Regions from separate parts of the Homo sapiens genome. Here region 1 is linked to region 2. The links are chromatin contacts, found by Hi-C or POLR2A ChIA-PET in ENCODE. All regions are on one chromosome and are shown on one strand. Each heading gives the region's core, a stretch centred on a gene start or an enhancer-like site at or near the end of the contact. The rest is flanking DNA. Distances are from core to core; before and after follow the strand shown. Region 1 holds the start of IL2 (interleukin 2). Region 2 holds the start of IL21-AS1 (IL21 antisense RNA 1).

Region 1 (3,711 bases), core at 277-2,776, 160 kb after region 2:
ATTTTGCATTTTTTCGTATAAAAAGTTCATGAGATTTGGCCCTAATCTGACCTTTTCTTCATTTTTTTTTCTACTTGAGGGACTATAATCTTTATTTTTAAATTTGTTTTATATTCTCCGAACATTACCTAACGCATAGAAAACTCTTATTGAACCATTTTTCTCTGTTCTTTGTAAAATATTACATTTGACTGTTCCTTAGACTGCTTTAATCATTCCTGCCTATGCACCCTCCTCAAAATCCAGTTTAAATTAATTGTTCCTTATTCAAGATTCCTTATATCCACCTCCCTTGGGGCAGCAATCACCTATCACCCAGGACTACACTTGTGTATGTACATATCTTCCCTATTACAAATCAGGTTCTTTGAAAAAATACAAATGGTAAGAGAGTGGATTTTTGGAGTCAGAACATTCTCTTTTCAAATCCTTCTTCTGCCCCTTACTGGCAATAAGGGCTGAGTGACCTAGAGCAAATTACTTAACTTCTCTGAGCCTCAGTTTTCTAATCTGCAAAATAGGAGCCATCACTTCACAAGTCTGTAAGACTTATATTAGACTAAGTGCCTGCCTGTACACTGTTCTCTTTTCTCTCTTTCTATATACCTGAAGGCATTATAGGTGCTAGATGTCTGTTTAAAGACCAGACAATATTGTCTTAAAAAAACAAACAAAAACACAGACAATACCATCTTTAAAAAAAAAAAAAAAGTCCAGGTAAGAAATAAATAAGGCCATAGAATGGAAGCTTTACAAGGACTCTCTCTGAGACAGGATCTCCTCAAGTGTCCCCAGGTTAAATTAGAAGTATATATCCGTACAATTGTTCAGCCAGTTTGTGCACTGTACTGAGGATGAATGAACACCTATCCTAAATATCCTAGTCTTCTGACTAAAAACAAGATCATATTTCATAACGATTATTGTTACATTCATAGTGTCCCAGGTGATTTAGAGGATAAATAAAAATCCATTAAAGAGGTAAAGACATAAAAACGAGAAACATGGACTGGTTTACACATAACACATACAAAGTCTATTATAAAACTAGCATCAGTATCCTTGAATGCAAACCTTTTTCTGAGTATTTAACAATCGCACCCTTTAAAAAATGTACAATAGACATTAAGAGACTTAAACAGATATATAATCATTTTAAATTAAAATAGCGTTAAACAGTACCTCAAGCTCAATAAGCATTTTAAGTATTCTAATCTTAGTATTTCTCTAGCTGACATGTAAGAAGCAATCTATCTTATTGTATGCAATTAGCTCATTGTGTGGATAAAAAGGTAAAACCATTCTGAAACAGGAAACCAATACACTTCCTGTTTTATCAACAAATCTAAACATTTATTCTTTTCATCTGTTTACTCTTGCTCTTGTCCACCACAATATGCTATTCACATGTTCAGTGTAGTTTTATGACAAAGAAAATTTTCTGAGTTACTTTTGTATCCCCACCCCCTTAAAGAAAGGAGGAAAAACTGTTTCATACAGAAGGCGTTAATTGCATGAATTAGAGCTATCACCTAAGTGTGGGCTAATGTAACAAAGAGGGATTTCACCTACATCCATTCAGTCAGTCTTTGGGGGTTTAAAGAAATTCCAAAGAGTCATCAGAAGAGGAAAAATGAAGGTAATGTTTTTTCAGACAGGTAAAGTCTTTGAAAATATGTGTAATATGTAAAACATTTTGACACCCCCATAATATTTTTCCAGAATTAACAGTATAAATTGCATCTCTTGTTCAAGAGTTCCCTATCACTCTCTTTAATCACTACTCACAGTAACCTCAACTCCTGCCACAATGTACAGGATGCAACTCCTGTCTTGCATTGCACTAAGTCTTGCACTTGTCACAAACAGTGCACCTACTTCAAGTTCTACAAAGAAAACACAGCTACAACTGGAGCATTTACTGCTGGATTTACAGATGATTTTGAATGGAATTAATGTAAGTATATTTCCTTTCTTACTAAAATTATTACATTTAGTAATCTAGCTGGAGATCATTTCTTAATAACAATGCATTATACTTTCTTAGAATTACAAGAATCCCAAACTCACCAGGATGCTCACATTTAAGTTTTACATGCCCAAGAAGGTAAGTACAATATTTTATGTTCAATTTCTGTTTTAATAAAATTCAAAGTAATATGAAAATTTGCACAGATGGGACTAATAGCAGCTCATCTGAGGTAAAGAGTAACTTTAATTTGTTTTTTTGAAAACCCAAGTTTGATAATGAAGCCTCTATTAAAACAGTTTTACCTATATTTTTAATATATATTTGTGTGTTGGTGGGGGTGGGAAGAAAACATAAAAATAATATTCTCACTTTATCGATAAGACAATTCTAAACAAAAATGTTCATTTATGGTTTCATTTAAAAATGTAAAACTCTAAAATATTTGATTATGTCATTTTAGTATGTAAAATACCAAAATCTATTTCCAAGGAGCCCACTTTTAAAAATCTTTTCTTGTTTTAGGAAAGGTTTCTAAGTGAGAGGCAGCATAACACTAATAGCACAGAGTCTGGGGCCAGATATCTGAAGTGAAATCTCAGCTCTGCCATGTCCTAGCTTTCATGATCTTTGGCAAATTACCTACTCTGTTTGTGATTCAGTTTCATGTCTACTTAAATGAATAACTGTATATACTTAATATGGCTTTGTGAGAATTAGTAAGTAAATGTAAAGCACTCAGAACCGTGTCTGGCATAAGGTAAATACCATACAAGCATTAGCTATTATTAGTAGTATTAAAGATAAAATTTTCACTGAGAAATACAAAGTAAAATTTTGGACTTTATCTTTTTACCAATAGAACTTGAGATTTATAATGCTATATGACTTATTTTCCAAGATTAAAAGCTTCATTAGGTTGTTTTTGGATTCAGATAGAGCATAAGCATAATCATCCAAGCTCCTAGGCTACATTAGGTGTGTAAAGCTACCTAGTAGCTGTGCCAGTTAAGAGAGAATGAACAAAATCTGGTGCCAGAAAGAGCTTGTGCCAGGGTGAATCCAAGCCCAGAAAATAATAGGATTTAAGGGGACACAGATGCAATCCCATTGACTCAAATTCTATTAATTCAAGAGAAATCTGCTTCTAACTACCCTTCTGAAAGATGTAAAGGAGACAGCTTACAGATGTTACTCTAGTTTAATCAGAGCCACATAATGCAACTCCAGCAACATAAAGATACTAGATGCTGTTTTCTGAAGAAAATTTCTCCACATTGTTCATGCCAAAAACTTAAACCCGAATTTGTAGAATTTGTAGTGGTGAATTGAAAGCGCAATAGATGGACATATCAGGGGATTGGTATTGTCTTGACCTACCTTTCCCACTAAAGAGTGTTAGAAAGATGAGATTATGTGCATAATTTAGGGGGTGGTAGAATTCATGGAAATCTAAGTTTGAAACCAAAAGTAATGATAAACTCTATTCATTTGTTCATTTAACCCTCATTGCACATTTACAAAAGATTTTAGAAACTAATAAAAATATTTGATTCCAAGGATGCTATGTTAATGCTATAATGAGAAAGAAATGAAATCTAATTCTGGCTCTACCTACTTATGTGGTCAAATTCTGAGATTTAGTGTGCTTATTTATAAAGTGGAGATGATACTTCACTGCCTACTTCAAAAGATGACTGTGAGAAGTAAATGGGCCTATTTTGGAGAAAATTCTTTTAAAT
Region 2 (3,424 bases), core at 564-3,063:
ATATAAAAGGAGGGTTTGGCTTATAAAAATAACTCAGAACAAATTTTCTTTTGCTCTAGGTCCCTGAATTTCTGCCAGCTCCAGAAGATGTAGAGGTAAGACCAGTTGAATTTATTTCTGAAAATACATTGGACATAAGTTTTTAAATCCAATAAGAAAGACATTAGCATGATTATATAGGAGTATACTGAATTTTAATGAACTTAGCGGTCTAATAATTGATGAAATATTTATTTATATTTTGGTTAAATTCATTGATTTACCAAAAACCAACTAAAAAATGCTATATTATATTCCTCATAAACTATGTTTATCTTCAAGAATCTCTAAGAGTACTCCTAAGTAGTATTGCTGAGACAGAATAACAAAACTAGAAACGAAATCTATACTCTGATCAGTTTCTGAACAATGCACAGCTAGTTACTCTTTAAGAGCCCTTGGGCATGAAAGCTTTTGAGCCTTCTTTGTTATCCTACCGAAGAAACATAGATACATACAGTAGGAAGCAGAATTAACCTTTTAATAACAAACTTAAAAAAGAAAGAAAGAAAGAATTAGATTACAGGGACAGCATGGAGAAATGGTGGTGTGGAAATCAAAGCTGTCCTTCAGAATATAATTCACATATACCTTGGCCTCAGTGAGTCTTGTCTTTGGCCTTCCGTGAGGTCTTTTGAAAGAACCATTTTCAACAATTCATCCCGTCTCTTAAGCCATTTAAATCCATTAGAGTTCCAGGAAGAAGAGGCCTGGCATGTAGTTCAAGAGTGCTGTCCGCTGATCTTTTTCTCCAGTAACTTCTACGATCTGATCTTCTGGTCTGGTACCCTGAGAGTATAAATGCAATTGGGGAAATGTTTTCATTGTCACAGACCTTTAATTGCATAAATTAGAATAACTAAAAGTGCTACCAGTAATTAGGACACTACAAAGGGGGAGACTTAAGAAGATACATTGCAAAGAAAACAATTATCGTAAATGACTATGTGTAAAAGTTTAGAAAGTGAATGAGTCACAACTATTGCTTTTCTCTAAAATTCACTCTCTAGCTCTGAACCCAAACACTCTCATTTACTAGGTCCTTTTCTAATAAGCAGCATCTAAAATGAAAGTAGCACATTCAGCTTATTGGAAAGACTTTTCCAATAACTGAAAATACTTCTTAATCAATGTGCCTAATTATCAAAACATACATTTCTAGCATCTCATGCACCTTGTTTAACTGTTATGGTTAGAGTTCTTTCCAGAGTTTCCTGGCTGTAGTCTATAACTTGCAAAATAAGAAATAAGAAAGAGATTCCACCTTCTAACCTGAGTTGGTCCAGTGGGTACTTCCTTTACGTGTGTTGTTAATGAAAGATATTTTTTATCTTACATCATAATGAAAGGATTTTGTCTCCGTGATACTGTATCTATCTGATAATCTGATCAAGCAATGCTGGCTATGATATAAGTGAGTAATAGTGTAACTTGGATCTTTAAGCTATACTAGTAGGCAAACTCAGGAAGAAAGAAATCGTTCAAGGTCACATTAGCATTATATCAAGCTAGCTTCAAAGTAGGGTCTGTAAGAGATTTTAAAAGATTTAAAAGTTTAATGAAAATAAAACTATCTAATGTTGCATGCATATAGTAATTATCTAAGATCTCTAATTGGCCTAGCCAGGCATCTTTCTTTTTCTCTTTTTCTTTCCGTCTAATCATATAACCAGTGGTTCTCAACCGGTGGTGATTTTTGTGCCCCAGAAAACATTTGGCATTGGCTGGAAAAATTTCTGGTTGTCACACTTGGAGGTAGAATGGGGGTGCTACTGGCATCTAGTAGGTAGAAGCCAGGTACTAAACATTCTAGAATGCACAAGACAGCCCTGACAACAAAGAATTATCTAGCCCCAAATGTCAGTGGTATCACCGTTGAGAAACCCTGATATAAACCTAGTTTGTGTGTAGGACAAAGGTAATCCTTTTTTTTTTTTTTTTTTTTTTTTTTTGAGACGGAGTCTCGATATGTTGCTAGGCTGGAGTGCAGTGGTGCGATCTCAGCTCACTGCAACCTCTGCCTCCCAGGTTCAAGCGATTCTCCTGCCTCAGCCTCCCGAGTAGCTGGGACTACAGGCGCACGCCACCACACCCAGCTAATTTTTGTATTTTTTAGTAGAGACGGGGTTTCACCATGTTGGCCAGGATGGTCTCAATCTCTTGACCCCGTGATCCACCTGCCTTGGCCTCCCAAAGTGCTGGGATGACAGGCGTGAGCCACTGCACCCAGCCAGGACAAAGGTAGTCTTGCCCAATTAGCAAGACTTCTTAGTGTGAATGGCCAGGGCTTTCTTTGCAAAAGGAAAAAAATGTAAAAATAGGCCTCAGCTGGGTGAAGTGGCTCCTGCCTGTAATCCCAATGCCTGTAATCCTTTTGGGAAGCCAAGTTTGGAGGATTGCTTGAGGTCAAGAGTTTGAGAACAACCTGGGCAAAATAGTGAGACATCCTGTTTCTACAAAAGAAAAAAAAAAAAGCCCTAAGGAGGTAAAAAATTTCAAAAATTCAATTGCAAAACAACAAAGCCAAGTGTGACTCCTGGCAAAAGCAGCACTTGACTTGTTCTTCAGCTGAAGAGGAATGGTTTGTTAATTCTTGCGTTTGACTTTACTACCGCTCCTTCTAGTCTGCAAAACAATGTAGCAGCAGAAAACTCCTCATGTTCTCATATGTTAAAGCATGAGGGAAACAAAGTCTTGCCTTTGGAGTCTGTTGTCACCAAGGCATAGCAAAGGAAAGCAATGTTCATGCTTCCAGACAGTGCTAAATATGGAGTTGGCATCCTGTAGACTCCTGAGTGATAGGGCACCTGAGGCTGCCTAAATCAAGGTTAATCTTTTCACTCTCCTTCTCAATACATCCTTAAGGCAGTTTAGTGGCGACAGCCCTCTACTTCTTTTCCTCTTTTGAGGCTGCCTTTGATGTGCATATAAAGCCAATTCCCGCAGTTATTTATCCTGGACCACATATTGCCAGACACAGCTCTGCTGCTTGCAGAACAGAAGAAAACAAAACCCCATTGTCTGTTAACAGAGGTAAACAAGGAAGGGTGGGAGAGGAAGCACAGCCCCATCAATATGGGCGTCAGTGTCCAGGTACCATTCAAAGGCTTTCAGAAAAGATTTTCAGTTGTTTTTACAACTGAAATTGTAGTTTTACAATTTCAGTGCTTTGAGTACCGGTACTGACCATTCCTGGCAATATTATCTCAAGGGAGTTCATTTGGCTGGCAGGGCCCCTCTACTTCTTTGGAACCTAATTTTCTTTCAGCATACACATGTAAATGTTAACTCAGCAAAATGAGCCTCTGTGAGAAATGCTGGTTTTTCAGATCATCACGGATGAAGCAGTCAGTATTTTCAGTTTCAGCTGGAAAATTTACCTCTT

Evidence for each region. Hi-C counts contacts between places; a loop is a spot of excess contacts on that map. ChIA-PET counts read pairs that join two places held with the same protein, here RNA polymerase II (POLR2A). Pooled maps may share reads with other maps.
Region 1: a loop to region 2 is called in a pooled map, with 13 times the contacts of the local background. The contact joins the promoter of IL2 here to the promoter of IL21-AS1 in region 2. A Hi-C loop is called at or near these places in 6 of 50 pooled maps. POLR2A ChIA-PET finds 5 or more read pairs at or near these places in 2 of 52 experiments (activated T-cell and activated naive CD4-positive, alpha-beta T cell).

What each region holds. Positions count from the first base shown.
Region 1 is chr4:122,454,540-122,458,250 of GRCh38, reverse strand. IL2 (interleukin 2) reads left to right here and starts at 1,526. Exons shown (of 4, transcript NM_000586.4): 1 at 1,526-1,957; 2 at 2,048-2,107. The coding sequence starts at 1,811.
Region 2 is chr4:122,617,372-122,620,795 of GRCh38, reverse strand. It overlaps IL21-AS1 (IL21 antisense RNA 1), which reads right to left and starts at 1,813. Exons shown (of 11, transcript NR_104126.1): 1 at 1,304-1,813; 2 at 631-828. It overlaps IL21 (interleukin 21), which reads left to right. Exons shown (of 5, transcript NM_021803.4): 2 at 60-95. RefSeq lists an enhancer at 1-643.